Regions from separate parts of the Homo sapiens genome. Here region 1 is linked to region 2. Evidence: chromatin contacts called from ENCODE Hi-C or POLR2A ChIA-PET data. All regions are on one chromosome and are shown on one strand. The core of a region is the stretch at or near the end of the contact, and the rest is flanking DNA. Distances in the headings are between cores, read along the strand shown.

The links. A loop is a pair of places that touch in the nucleus more often than their neighbours do. ChIA-PET counts read pairs that join two places held with the same protein, here RNA polymerase II (POLR2A). Pooled maps may share reads with other maps.
Region 1: a map of GM12878 shows a loop between it and region 2 (4-fold over the local background). The contact joins the promoter of VPS26C here to the enhancer-like site in region 2. A Hi-C loop is called at or near these places in 2 of 168 maps with a recorded cell type or tissue (GM12878 and naive thymus-derived CD4-positive, alpha-beta T cell), 13 of 37 single-sample maps with no recorded cell type and 13 of 50 pooled maps. POLR2A ChIA-PET finds 5 or more read pairs at or near these places in 5 of 52 experiments (GM12878, H1, MCF 10A and 2 more).

What each region holds. Positions count from the first base shown.
Region 1 is chr21:37,262,422-37,268,654 of GRCh38, reverse strand. It overlaps VPS26C (VPS26 endosomal protein sorting factor C), which reads left to right and starts at 1,321. Exons shown (of 8, transcript NM_006052.2): 1 at 1,321-1,417. The coding sequence starts at 1,361. RefSeq lists silencers at 516-675, 1,416-1,725 and an enhancer at 1,216-1,275.
Region 2 is chr21:37,165,191-37,171,956 of GRCh38, reverse strand. TTC3 (tetratricopeptide repeat domain 3) reads right to left here. Exons shown (of 46, transcript NM_001330683.2): 33 at 5,342-6,407; 34 at 4,337-4,402. Among named protein-coding and RNA genes, the nearest start is that of TTC3-AS1, 25 kb to the left of the region's middle. Within about 2 kb of position 3,041, at least 2 of the 41 ENCODE cell types and tissues checked have a DNase peak (open chromatin) inside an H3K27ac peak, as active enhancers do.

The DNA.
Region 1 (6,233 bases), core at 72-2,571, 98 kb before region 2:
CACCATCACTGCTGGCCTGTAAAACATTTTATATTCTTAAGAGGGAGGCATTCGTGATACTAATTCTTTTTACAGATAGTTTCTGATGTTATCCCAAAAGCAATGCACTTTAAAAAATAATGATCAGAATCAAAGAATTTAAACAAAAAGCAAAGAATTTAAACAAAAAGCACTTTTCACCGCATTATTTAATTAAATCATTTGTCAAAATGAAATTTGACCTTCTGCTTATTGGCAAAATCCTCATTTATAACATTTACAAGAGATTTTAACTCAATAAACGAAGTACGTTAACAGTGCACTGCCCTGCCCTGCAGTAACGCCCCCCACCCCCACAAACTGTATCTGGGGTCAGCTGTTGCTGGGAATAAAAATAATAGGCAGATTCACTCCAGCTTTCAGTCTTTCATTTGCAACCAATCTCCAAGCCCCAGAGCCTGGGGGCCGTGCCTTTCCACCCTTCACGCGGGGCGCACGGATCTGAATATTTAACACCCGGTTCCAGGACACGCGCCTGGGGAACACCCACAATCCCTCGCGGCCCGCGGAGCCCGGCTGGCGGGTGACCCAGCGCCCGCGGCTCCGAGAGGAGCGAGGTCACCCGGCGCTTCCCGAGACCTTGGCCCTAGGCCCAGCTGGCGCTGGGACGCGAGGCAACCGAGCCGCCGGCCAATCAGCGCTTTGCAGGACTAGCACGCAGGGGCCGCACCCCTGAGGGTGACCGGAACCGCTCCCGCGGGAAGGGCAGGGTGCGGCGCCTGGCCGCAGACAGACAAGGGGGCGCCGGCTCTTCAGAACCCCAGGGAGAAAGCGGTGGAGGGCTAGAGTTGAGGAGACTAAGGACATTTGAGGAGGGCAGGCATTACCAAGTTAAAACCTCCTGAAAGACAACTCCATTGGGCGACCGTCTGCGCCGCACAGCCTGACGGGAGCGTCATCCTTCCTGCGCAGGCTGCAACCGACAGACAGGCTCGGCTCCGCCTCCAGCCGCGGGGCACGCGGGGAGAGCCGTTCCTCCCTCCCTCCGCTAACCCGGACAGCAAAGGAGCATTTCCGGCGTAAGACTGTCCCTACGGAAGGGGTGGGGCTAGCTTGGCCCCGTCTTTCACGCCCAGAGGGGGCGGGGTGAACCGTGACAGCGCTTCGGCCCGCACTAAGGCCGGCTCTTGTGCCGGAAGGAGGAAGGCGTGGGCATTCGCCCCTCGGAGCTAGGGAGTGTGTGCGACGCCGCTGCGAGGTCACGTGAGCCACTGCCGGCAGAGAGGGAAAGGGGCGGGGCCCAGAACGAAGCGGGGAGGCGCCCCTTGTTTCCCTGGGGTCACGCGCAGCCGGAAGTGGCGGCTGCTGCGGAGAATTGGAGATGGGGACCGCCCTGGACATCAAGATTAAAAGAGCGAATAAAGTTTATCACGCCGGGGTAAGTGGGGGCTGGGGGTGGGGATGGAGGTGGGGTTGGGCGGGTCTGCAGGTTCCGCTGTCTCCATCGCTCTGCGCACGTCCCGCGTCCCTAGGCGGGGCAGGGCTGTCCCGCCAGGTGCGTCTCCGCCAAGGTGGGTGCGTTCCCGCCAGGTGCGTCCCCGCCAGGTGCTTCCCGCGCGAGGCTGGCTGCCCTGCGAGGAGGCCCCAGGGCAGGCGCCGCCGCCGCATCTGCGGGACGTGCAGGGCAGGCGCCCAGCTCCGGGGCTGCGCTCTTCCCATCTGGCCCCTTGAACACCCGGCGGTGTTGGGTTCTCAGGCTTGAGCTCCCTCAGTGAGCGCTGAGGGCGGAGGAGTTGACGACCAAACTCCCCTTTCCCTCTCTCCTAAGGTGACCGCAAAGGTCTAATGAACGAAAGCTAAAACAAACCTTGGAAGCAGAAATGGGTATGTCTGGCGGCAGCATATATTAGATGGTAGTCACTTTTAACAACATACTAACATACTACGAAAGTTACTGCTTTTTCTGGTTTTATTCTTCGACTGACACAAAGGAATGGCTATTAAAATGCAAGTATAAAAAAGTAAAATCTTGACTATGCCATTAACAGGTTTTGTGACATTGGCCAGTCATTTAACCTCCTTGGGCCTCAGTGTCCTTATTTGCAAATGAGGGTGTTGTAAGGTTCCTCTAACTCGGGGAATCTCAACCCTTACTCTACATCAGAATCAGTCATCCTGGAGAATTTTAAAATATGATTGCTTGGGTTCCACTCCCAGCGATACCGGTGATATATGTGCAGCTAGGGTTGAAATCACAGCCCCAACACTCTTTGGAATAAAATTGATCGCAGTGGTTGGTCATATTAATGCAAAGTAATCTCAAAAGGGACAGAATTTCAGACAAAGGTCTTGGATGGATGCTAAAACTTTTGGGCAAAAGACAACTAGGGAAGCCTGCTCTTATTTACACAAGCTCAAATGGTCATCCCCTTGATGGTTAATTACAAAGGGAAAAATCTGGCCCGCGCGGTGGCTCACGCTTGTATTACCAGCACTTTGGGAGGCCGAGGCGGGCGGATCACCTGAGGTCAGGAGTTCGAGACCAGCCTGGCCAACATGGTGAAACCTGGTCTCTACTAAAAATACAAAAATTAACCGGGCGTGGTGGCGGACGCCTCTAATCCAAGCTACCAGGGAGGCTGAGGCAGAAAAATCGCTGGAACCCGGGAGGCGGAGGCTGCAGTGAGACGAGATTGTGCCACTGCACTCCAGCCTGGGCAACAGAGTGAGACCCCGTCTCAAAAAAAAAAAAAAAAAAAAAAAAAGAGAAAAAGCTACCTTTATAATGGAGAAATCTGGTAGTCACACTCCTCTAGCCAAGCACAACAATGAACACCACTTCACCATCACAACTAATGAGACGACTGACATTCGGTACCCCTTGGCATGATGCACAGAGAAGGCCACAACTCACCTATGTAGTATTCCTGCCAAAAATGTTTAATCCGTATCAGTTCATAAGGAAACAATAAGGAATATCCAAATTGAAGGGCATTCTGTGAAACAAGTAGCGTGGATTCTTCGGAAATATCAGTGTCAAAAAATAAAGGCGAGATAATTTTTCTAGACTATAAGACTAAAGGGACATGAGAACCAAATAGAATGCTTAATTTCTGATAAAATATAAATTCGACTATGGACTATAATTGTTGTATATTGGTGTTGAATTTCTCCAGTGTAATATTTATATTTTGGTTATGTAGAATACTCCACATGCTGAAGTATTTAGGATCAAAGTGTCAAGCCGTAGACTGTGCACATATGTTTATGCACATATGTGTATAGGAGAAAGAAAGTGAATGTGGCAAAATACTAACAATTGCTGAATGAAGTTAAAAGCTACATGGGTCTACTTTGTATTCTTTTTAAAAACAGCTTTATAAAGATAATTTAAAATACGAAATTTACCCTTTGAAAGTATACAATTCAGTAGTTTTTTAGTGTATTTGCAGAGTTGCACACCCATCACCACGATCTAATTCTAGAACATTTTCACCCCAAAAAGAAACCCTGAACCCATTAGCTGTCACTCCTCATTCCCCCTCCCTCCTGACCCCTGGCAGTCACAAATTGACTTTGTCTCTGGAGTTGCCTATTCTTGACATTTCATATAAATGGAATCGTACACTATGTGGCCCTTTTGACTGACAGGCTTCTTTTACTTCGAGTAATGTTCAGTGTTCATGCTTGTCATAGCATGAGTCAGTTCCTCATTCCTTTCTGTGGCTGAATAATATTCCATTGTATGGATAGATCATATTTTGTTTAACCACTGGTCTCTTGATGGACATTGGAGTTATTTCTACCTTTTCGCTATTAATAATGTTATGAACATTCTAGTACAAGTTTTTATGTGAGAGGATGTTTTCATTTCTCTTGGATATATACCTAGGAGTGGATTTTGCTGAGCTACTTTAACTTTTTGAAGAGTTGCCAAATTATTTTCCAAAAATGTCTGCACCACTTTACAGTCTACCAGCACTGTATGACGGTTCCAATTTTTCCACTACTTTGTATTCTCGTAACTTTTCTGGAGCTTGGAAATGTTTCAAAATAACAATGGGAGGGCAGTGACAGGAGACTATATATGCATTTAACTTTAGTATTCATTATTTCATTAACAAGTTAGCATGTTCTCTTCAGAAATGTTACTCCAGCTGGGATGCTGAGATATTTTCTGTGGTTTTAAATATGATACAAGTAATGAAAAGTACATTAGAAAAGACACAAGCAGTGGAATGGTAAAGTTGCCCCAGCAGAAGTCATACACAGCCAGGACCACTTCCTGCGGGTCACAGAGTTGAAGACAGAGTCAGCTCTGTCCCTTAGACTACATCTCCTGGTGCTAGTATAAGGAACAGCATCTGCAATTGATGGCTGAAGGCAGCTTCTCTCAACCTTCAGTCACTTTTTATACTTACATGCATTTTAAAGGAAACCTTATATGGTGAATATAAAAGAAAAACCAGTATAACTTCCAAATAGATGGTTGCTATGTTTTTTTAAAAGGCGACAGAAAAGAGAAAGTTATTAAACTAATTAATCAATTGACAAAAATCTCTGACATGTGTGCCCATGACTCATGTGCTAGACTCCATGATCTGTAATTCAGGGTAGGTGGAGTAGGCAGCCAGCACTGTCATGGCTGTTTTCCAAGCCTCACGTAGCAGGATCCTTGCTGTCTGGTCCTTGAGGAGGCCTCATTGACTGCAGACAGTGCATATGTCACATCTAGTTTGCGCTGTGGTTGTGGGAGAAGCGGCCCTTCTCTCCTATCCTCCTCACCCTTAGCTGGCTGCAATGGAGCTGATAGCATACACATTTTCTCTTTTCTCCGTACATCTCAACAGTGACAGTAAAGATTCAGTTACCAAAGATTTGACTTACCTATGGACCTGCCAGAGCACCATGCCTACAATTCTTATGGGTTGCTTGAGGTGACTGCCACCTACTTTAGCCTGATCCTAAGCAGTACTATCCCAGGCTTGAGGTCATTAAGTGATTGTCTTTCAAGTGAAACGTGTTTGTCAGCGTAAGCACATAAGGCAAGCTTATGTTCCAGCAGAGGTTCTGGGGTAGGGTTTGACAGCCAGGCAGTATCACTCTCATTTTTCTAATGAGGAAATGGTGGCTTAGACAAGTTGATGAATTTCATAACCCAACTAGACAAGTTGAAGAACTTCACCCGACTAATTGGACAGAGTCTGGATTCCAACTCAGATCAGTTCCAGTTCAAAGCATGTCCATTGAACACTCTATTATTCTGCCTCCCTAGGAGTGGCCATTTATGCAAAATGGAGGAATTTGTAATATAGAAATGTTGTTATTCATTTCGTAGGAGTGCTGTGAATAACATTGTGATATTTCAATAAAAAGAGACTGATATGACTTCTACTTTGAATATATGCTGATTCTGTTATTGTGCTTTTCAGTATCTTAGTTGTGGAAGCATTTGAAAATGGCTTGATTCTGTGGACACCAGAGAAACCTAAGTTATACTTAGATTTAAAATTGACCTTTTTTTTAAGAAAAAATACTCACTGACAAAATGATTTTTTAAAAATTACAGTTGAAGCATTTAAAAAATATAAACGTTAAAATGTAATATCCCAGCTGGGTGCGGTGACTCACACCTGTAATCCCAGCACTTTGGGAGGCCGAGGTAGGCAGATCACTTGAGCCCAGGAGTTTGAGACCAGCCTGGCCAACGTGGCGAAACCTCATCTCTACTAAAAATACAAAAATTAGCTGGGTGTGGTGCACGCCTGTAATCCCAGCTACTTGGGAGGCTGAGGTTTGAGAACCACTTGAACCCGGGAGGCAGAGGTTGCAGTAAGCCAAGATCACACCACTGCACTCCAGCCTGGGCAACAGAGCAAGACTCTGTCTCAAAAAAAAAAAAAAAAATTAACGTGCTACAGAAGAAGGTAAAATGAAAAGTGAAGTCTCCTTACTCTTCCTGACTCCCTGTTCTGCCCTTGGACGTATCCACTGATGATTTGTGTAGTGTTCCAGACACACGTGTGCACACACACGCAACTTGTTCTCTTAATAATGTACCTTTATCTTGGATACCTTTTCATATTAACATTTTCATCAGTCCCATTCTTTTTTATATTATTTAATCAATCAGCTTCATTCAGCCAATGTATGTTGATCTCATGAGGGTTACAGGTTAGTAGAGATAGGCAAATATATAAAATAAAAGATGATTAAAAAGATGATCAAGTGCTCAAATAAGAGCATCTGTGATG
Region 2 (6,766 bases), core at 1,792-4,291:
TCCAGCTGCAGGTAACTGTCCTCCCTGTGGCAGCCAGGCTTTAGAAATCTATCCCAGGCACAAACCTGGTCCAGCTCTGACATTTCCTGTACCTTCCCCCAATACCTTAGTATCTTTCAAGTGTAAAAAAGCAGGGAATCAAGTATTTGAAACTCTGTGAATGATCAGTTGGAGAACTGTGAATTATGGTCAGATTGACCATACATGCCCTTTTGCCTTGGAGCATGCCACTTTGTCTGCTCAGACCGAAAGTTTAGTACTATAAATAGAGTCCATGCTTAACTAAATTAATTAAACAGTCAACCTTACTATCAACCAGGAGCAAAACTTTATGGTTTAAGACTTTAGTTACCTCCATTTTAATTCTTAATTCAGCAAAAGGATCACAGTGAATAGTAACTTGCTGTCGTGAATGAATTTACATGCCCCAAATTACCAACAGAGACAGGCAGGAAGCTAAATGCCACCTCTATGTTATTACATTTAAACTTCACGATACTTCTGTGAGAAATACATTATGTTTGCCTTTAATAGATCAGAGAACCAAGTGATGCAACTTCTCAAAGTCCCAGGAGAAAGTAGCAATGCTGGGATTCAAATGCAATTCTCACTGGTTGAGAAGCCAGCAATCACCTATACTAGCATCAAGGTCCTAAAACTAACAGCTAATTTAAGAAAGCATTTGTGAACATTCCCATCACTGATAAAAACATTCATTTGATGGTCAAAAGCACTGACTCATTAAACAACAGAGCCTACCTGGTTTAAAGCTAAGCACAGCATAAGACTTCAACAACAGTAAACAGGCCAAAATGTTCACTATAAGACTGCCTGTAAGCATAAAAAGCTGATACAATCTAAATGTTCAACAACAAGAAATTGGTCAAATAAATGATCACACATTAATAAAATGGAAAACCAAGTATCCATTTAAAATGATGCTATAAATCGTATTTACTGATATGGAAACAAGTCTACAATATATTAATTGAAGCCTGCAAATTTCAAATAAAATATATATGCTGTGATCCCATCTTTTAAAAACTATTGTTTAATTATATGTAAATGTTCAAACATCCTGGAAGGCTACACATCAAAATATTAACATGAGTGATGGGAAGGTAGATGATTTTCAATTTCTCTTTCATAATTTTTGGTATTATTCATTTAAAAAATTTAAGAACTCTATATATTATTTTATCATTAGCAAAAACTAAACACTATTTGTACAAATAGCAGCAGGAAACACAAGCTCTGACCTTCTTCCTACTTAACTAGACATTGATCTTGTCAAACATTCCATATCTAACTATAGAACTGCTTTTTAAATGACAGCATGATATTTCATTTTATAGGTATATCATAATTTAACTAGTCCGCTATTGATGGAGGTTTAGATTGTATTCAATTTTCTGCTGATTCAAATACAGACAAAACAAACATACAAATCCCCTTGGCTCACTGGTCTCTCTATACATATATGAGTGCAGATCGATTCCTAACTGCCTTCCCAGAAATTTCAGTTTCACTATCTTTCAAAATGTGAATGATTGCTTTTCCTATTTCAAGTGGGGTGGGCATCTGTTTATATGTTTAAAAATCATCTGTATTTCTTTCATTGTGAATTGTCTATTCACATCCATTCTCATCTTTGTGACAGATTGTTGATCTTTTCCTTACTGATTTATAGAAACTTTGTTGTTAAGGAAATTAGTTCTCTATCTGTTTCACACTGCACATAATTTTCCTTGTTTCTCTCCTGTGTTTTGATATGTGTATGTGTATGTATTTGTTGTCATACATATGCTATGCATATAGGATATACACATTACATGCATGTGTATATGAATATAAACATTCTTTTTTCCCATGCTGTTTACTGATCTTACAAAAAATTTTTCCCGTTTTTTTCCTGGATACTTTTATAGGTCCATTTTTTATGCTAAAATCTTTAATCTGCCTGGAACTTATTTTGGTATAAGGAATGAGGTAGGGACCAAGATTGATTTTTTCTAGATGGCAATCCATTTCTCCTATGTATTTAATAATCCAGTTTTTGCTCACTGATAATTTGCCATCTTCGGTTTTGTTTTTTGTTTTTTTTTTTTTGAGACAGAGTCTCGCACTGTCGCCCGGGCTAGAGTGCAGTGGCGCAATCTTGGCTCACTGCAACCTGTGCCTCCTGGGTTCAAGCGATTCTCCTGCCTCAGCCTCCCAAGTAGCTGGGGTTACAGGTGTCCACCACCACGGCCAGCTAATTTTTTTTAATTTTAGTAGAGATGGGGTTTACTATGTTGGCCAGCTGGTCTCAAACTCCTAACCTCGTGATCCACCCACCTCAGCCTCCCAAAGTGCTGGGATTACAGGCATGAGCCACCACACCCAGCCAATCTACCATCTTGATTGACTGACTGAGATGGAGTCTCACTCTGTCGCCCAGGCTGGAGTACACTGGCGTGATCTTGGCTCACTGCAACCTCCGCCTCCCAGGTTCAAGCAATTCTCCTACCTCAGCCTCCCAAGTAGCTGGGATTACAGGTAAGCTACCACACCTGGCTAATTTTTGTATTTTTAGTAGAGACGGGGTTTCAACATGTTGGCCAGGCACTCTCATATTAATGGTCTATGTATGTGGTAATATAGATAGATTTATATTGTGTTTTGATATTTAGTTGCACAACTCCTTTTCTTAGTTTCTCTTCCATACCCATTCTTGATGTTCATTTTTACATATGAAGTTTAAAATCAATTTGTCTAGTTTCAAATTAATCCTGTGCAGTAACCAGGCCTCTTGTTAGTCACAGCCTTGTATAGACCTCTCCTACCATGTATCAGGGTTGGTGGATTGATCTATGTGACCAAGAGAATGCGCAGAAGTGATAATTTGTGACTTCCTAAAGCACTGCCGCTTCTGCCTGGTATCACACACTCTGGGAAAAGCCAGCCCCATGAGGTCAAGCAGGGCTAGGTGGAGGTCCACAAGGCAAGGAACTGAAGCTTCCTGACAACTGCCAACATCCGCTTGCCAGCCATGTGAGTGAGCTATCTTGGAAGTAGAACCTCTGGGCCCAGTTACTCCCGCAGATGACCAAGCCCTGGTCAACATCTTGGCTAGCTACATGAGAATCTCCAGAAGCATCCAACTAAACTGCTCCTGAATGCCTGACTTAGCGAAATTGTGAGATTTCACAATTGTGAAATATTTTACTGTTTTAAGCCACTAGCTTTTGAGGTTGTTTGTTATATATACAGCAATATACATAACTAATTTGCCCTGTTCATGTATATACTGGGATTGTGTTAAATTTTAAAAAGCTTTAGGGAGAACCAATCTCATTATCATAATATGTGTTCTTATCCAAGTACATGAAATATCTTTTCATTTAAGGCTTCTATGTGTCTCTCCATAGCATTTAAAAATTTTTCTTTATATACATTTAAGTATTTTATCTCTTTTTTGGTATTGAAAATATTTTCTTTCAACATACTTTCTAACAGGTAATTGTTTATATATATTTTTATATACAAGTATAGGTTTATATAGGTTAGTGTAGGTTTTCAGTTGATCATTTTGGATTTTCCTGGTACACAGCCCTAGCCTCTGTAAATAATGATACTCACATCTCCTCTTTTCTATCTTCTTTCTTTCTCATATCTGCTTTCTCAGTTAATATACCCAGGATAACAATAAATATTAATGGTGATGTTTTACCATTAAGCAAGATGATGGCTTTTGGCTTAAAATATTAGCATGTTGAGAAATATTCATCAATTCCCATTTTCTTACTAGTTTTGGTCAAGACAGTGACCTGAATTTTATCCAATACCTTTACAGCAACTTTGAGTTGATAAGACAACTTTTCTCTTATGATGCATATTAACGAACTAAATTATATTAGTAGGTTTTCTAATTGAATCATTATTATAGTAGAGAAGGTCTTTATCTTTCTGTATTATTCGCATGAATAAGCTTACTTATAAATTATTATATGCTCATTATACCAGTTAAAACAATAAAGCTGGCCAGCCTGGATGACAGTGAGACCGTGTCTCAAAAATAATTAAAATAAAAATAAATAAAATTTTAAAAATAATAAAATAAAACAATAACGCTGTTATAATTTGAAATAAGTATGCTGGAAAAAAATTACCTTTTCCTTCCCTTCTCAAATTTCAACAATAAAAACAAAATCATTTTTTTGTTATGTTCTCAAGCTTATTCCATGATAACTTTGTGTGGAATAAGCTGACTCCAAAATAGTTCTAGTTCATCATTCCATCTAGATAAATTAATGAAAACTAAACCTTTAAACAGTTTAATGTAATTTTGACTCACTTGTCGTTCCTCAAAAGGATTATATGGCTCAGTATTGACTTCTTGGTGTATTATGTTCCAAGATACCTGTGGGCAAAACAAAAAATAAAATTCACTTTATCTCAATCGCTCTAGTAAAATAAGCCCATCAAGTAGTAACACTTTAAAACACACCCACAATTTTTTCAAGTTTTTTTTCCCATTTAGATCATGTTCCATGCTTTCCGTAAACATGTATATTAGGAAAGTTATTTAGAATTAGCATATCTGGAAATGATTATGATCCATTGCTCTTAACCTATTTTTTTCAAAGCTTCCTAGAAAACATAATGAGTGGGGCAATTCAATAAGGATTTAATGAATTCATACCCTATAAAGGCAACCATAGGAGAATCTTGATTTCATCTCTTCCTTGTTAGGAAAGAACTCATACACATCCCTCTTGTTTCTACCTGGCTGTCTCTTTTTAACATTCTCATTCCTCCCCTGGTTTGACAGGAGAAGCTGGGCCTGTGTAGGTCAGAGTCTTCCTTTTTCCTTCTCTTTCTGAGGAGCTGCCAGCACATTTTCCCTTCCTCCTTCATGCGCTAAGTCCTATGGGGCAGGCACCCCACGCTGGAAGGCCTCCAGGTGGGCCCTCCTGTAACTGGCAGGTAAGGCACTGTGATGCAGGCTACACTTCCAGCTAGCACTTGAACTTTCCTACAAACAGCCACCTTCTCCTCCAGCACCTTTATTAATTCTTAGGATGACGTTTTGGCTCCACCTGCTGTCTTATTTCTCAATCTGTGTAGAATTTCAGTAGCAAAGATGGGTATTGTTTATTGGACCCAAGCTTCTTTCTGAGAAGATTACCTGTCATGCCTCACAAAAGAGTTCATATTTTAAAAGTATTTTCAGGCAAAAGCTTCAGTAATCATTATAAAGTCAATCAACTTTAAGGATTCTTGCAAATATAACGGCAATGAAAAATGAAAAGGAAAATTTAACTTCAGTATTAAGAAGACTTTTCTATTTAACTCTTACCTGTATGGCAACCATCTGCACGTGTGGAATGTTTGTTACTGCACTGGTGCTTTCTGGAATTACTTCACATTTGTTGTTAGAATTTCCACAGTGCTCATCATTTCTGTTAGACTCACTCAGGACTGTATGAGCATCACCTGTGCTGCAGTGTGACTTTACAGATATTCCCAAAGAGCCCTCAAGGATCTGTGTTTCAGAGGCAATCTGGTGACCAGCAACATTCTCAGCATTCAAATGATGACCCTCAAAATAGGCAGCAGCATTTTTATCTGCTCTGTCATTGGCTACAAAAGACGGCACCACTGGTACTGATCTTGGTAGCTGATATTCAGGAGAAAGGCTGGCCAAGGGTGTATATATGCTGGTGTACTGGGGCAAACCTGGTAACACGTTTATGTATGCTGGCGGTGTCTGGGTGATATCAAATCTCTGGAAAGGAAGATACGTACAGTATCCTGTGACCAAATGGGATTGAGCCCAATAAGTTGGTTTCACATCCTCAAGAACCGGTTTGGGGGAATTACAGGAGACTCGCTTGTAATTTGCATCCTCAGAGCCTGGTTTAGGAGAATTAGAAGAGACCCCTTTGGGTTGCCCATCCTCAGAAACTTGTCTAGAAGAATTGTCGGATACTGGTTTGGCCTTCACATCTTCACAAGCTGGCTTGGGAGAATTTGCAGACACAGGTTTGGGTTTCACATTTTCAAAAGCTGGTGCTGAAGATGAATCTGACACTGGTTTAGACTTTACATCTGGTTTAAATTCCCTAGCAGCTGGATTCAGTTGTAGTTTAACTCGTACATACTCCCCTGCTTTTGAAATTTCTTCTACTTTTGTTTTAATGTTTTTCTTCTTCCTTTTTTTCTTGAGCCGTGATGCAACCTTCTTCAGTGCAATACAGTTGTCAATCACAACAAAACGAGGGCATCCCAAGAGAAAAGGTTTTAAACCTCCTGCTTTTTCTAGTATCTGTCGAGTTTCTTCTGGGAAAAACTCATATTCTGCAGAGAACATCTTGTTACTCATGTCCAAGGGACCATGTTCCTCCAAAAACTGAGAGAAGTAACTTGGAAAAAATTTACATTTACATGAGTTACTATAAGGAAGTACTTGAATATGTCTATTTGAAAAAAACTTTTATTCTCCCAAAGGAAAACACTGTTTCACTTTTCACTGATCTCAACCTTTCCTCAACAACAAATATAACAAACATAAGGTTAACTGCAATCAATGATACTATAAAGAAAATTTTGTCTACCTCCTAGAAAATGATCATTTAAAACTTTTCTGGGAGCAGGGGAAAGCAAAAGGAAATCAAAAAGTTATTTCATAACTTTCAACTATGTAATTACATAATTTATTCTAAAAACAACAACAAAAAATTTATTCAGGAAAGATAATAATGCCAATAAGAATTTTAAATAA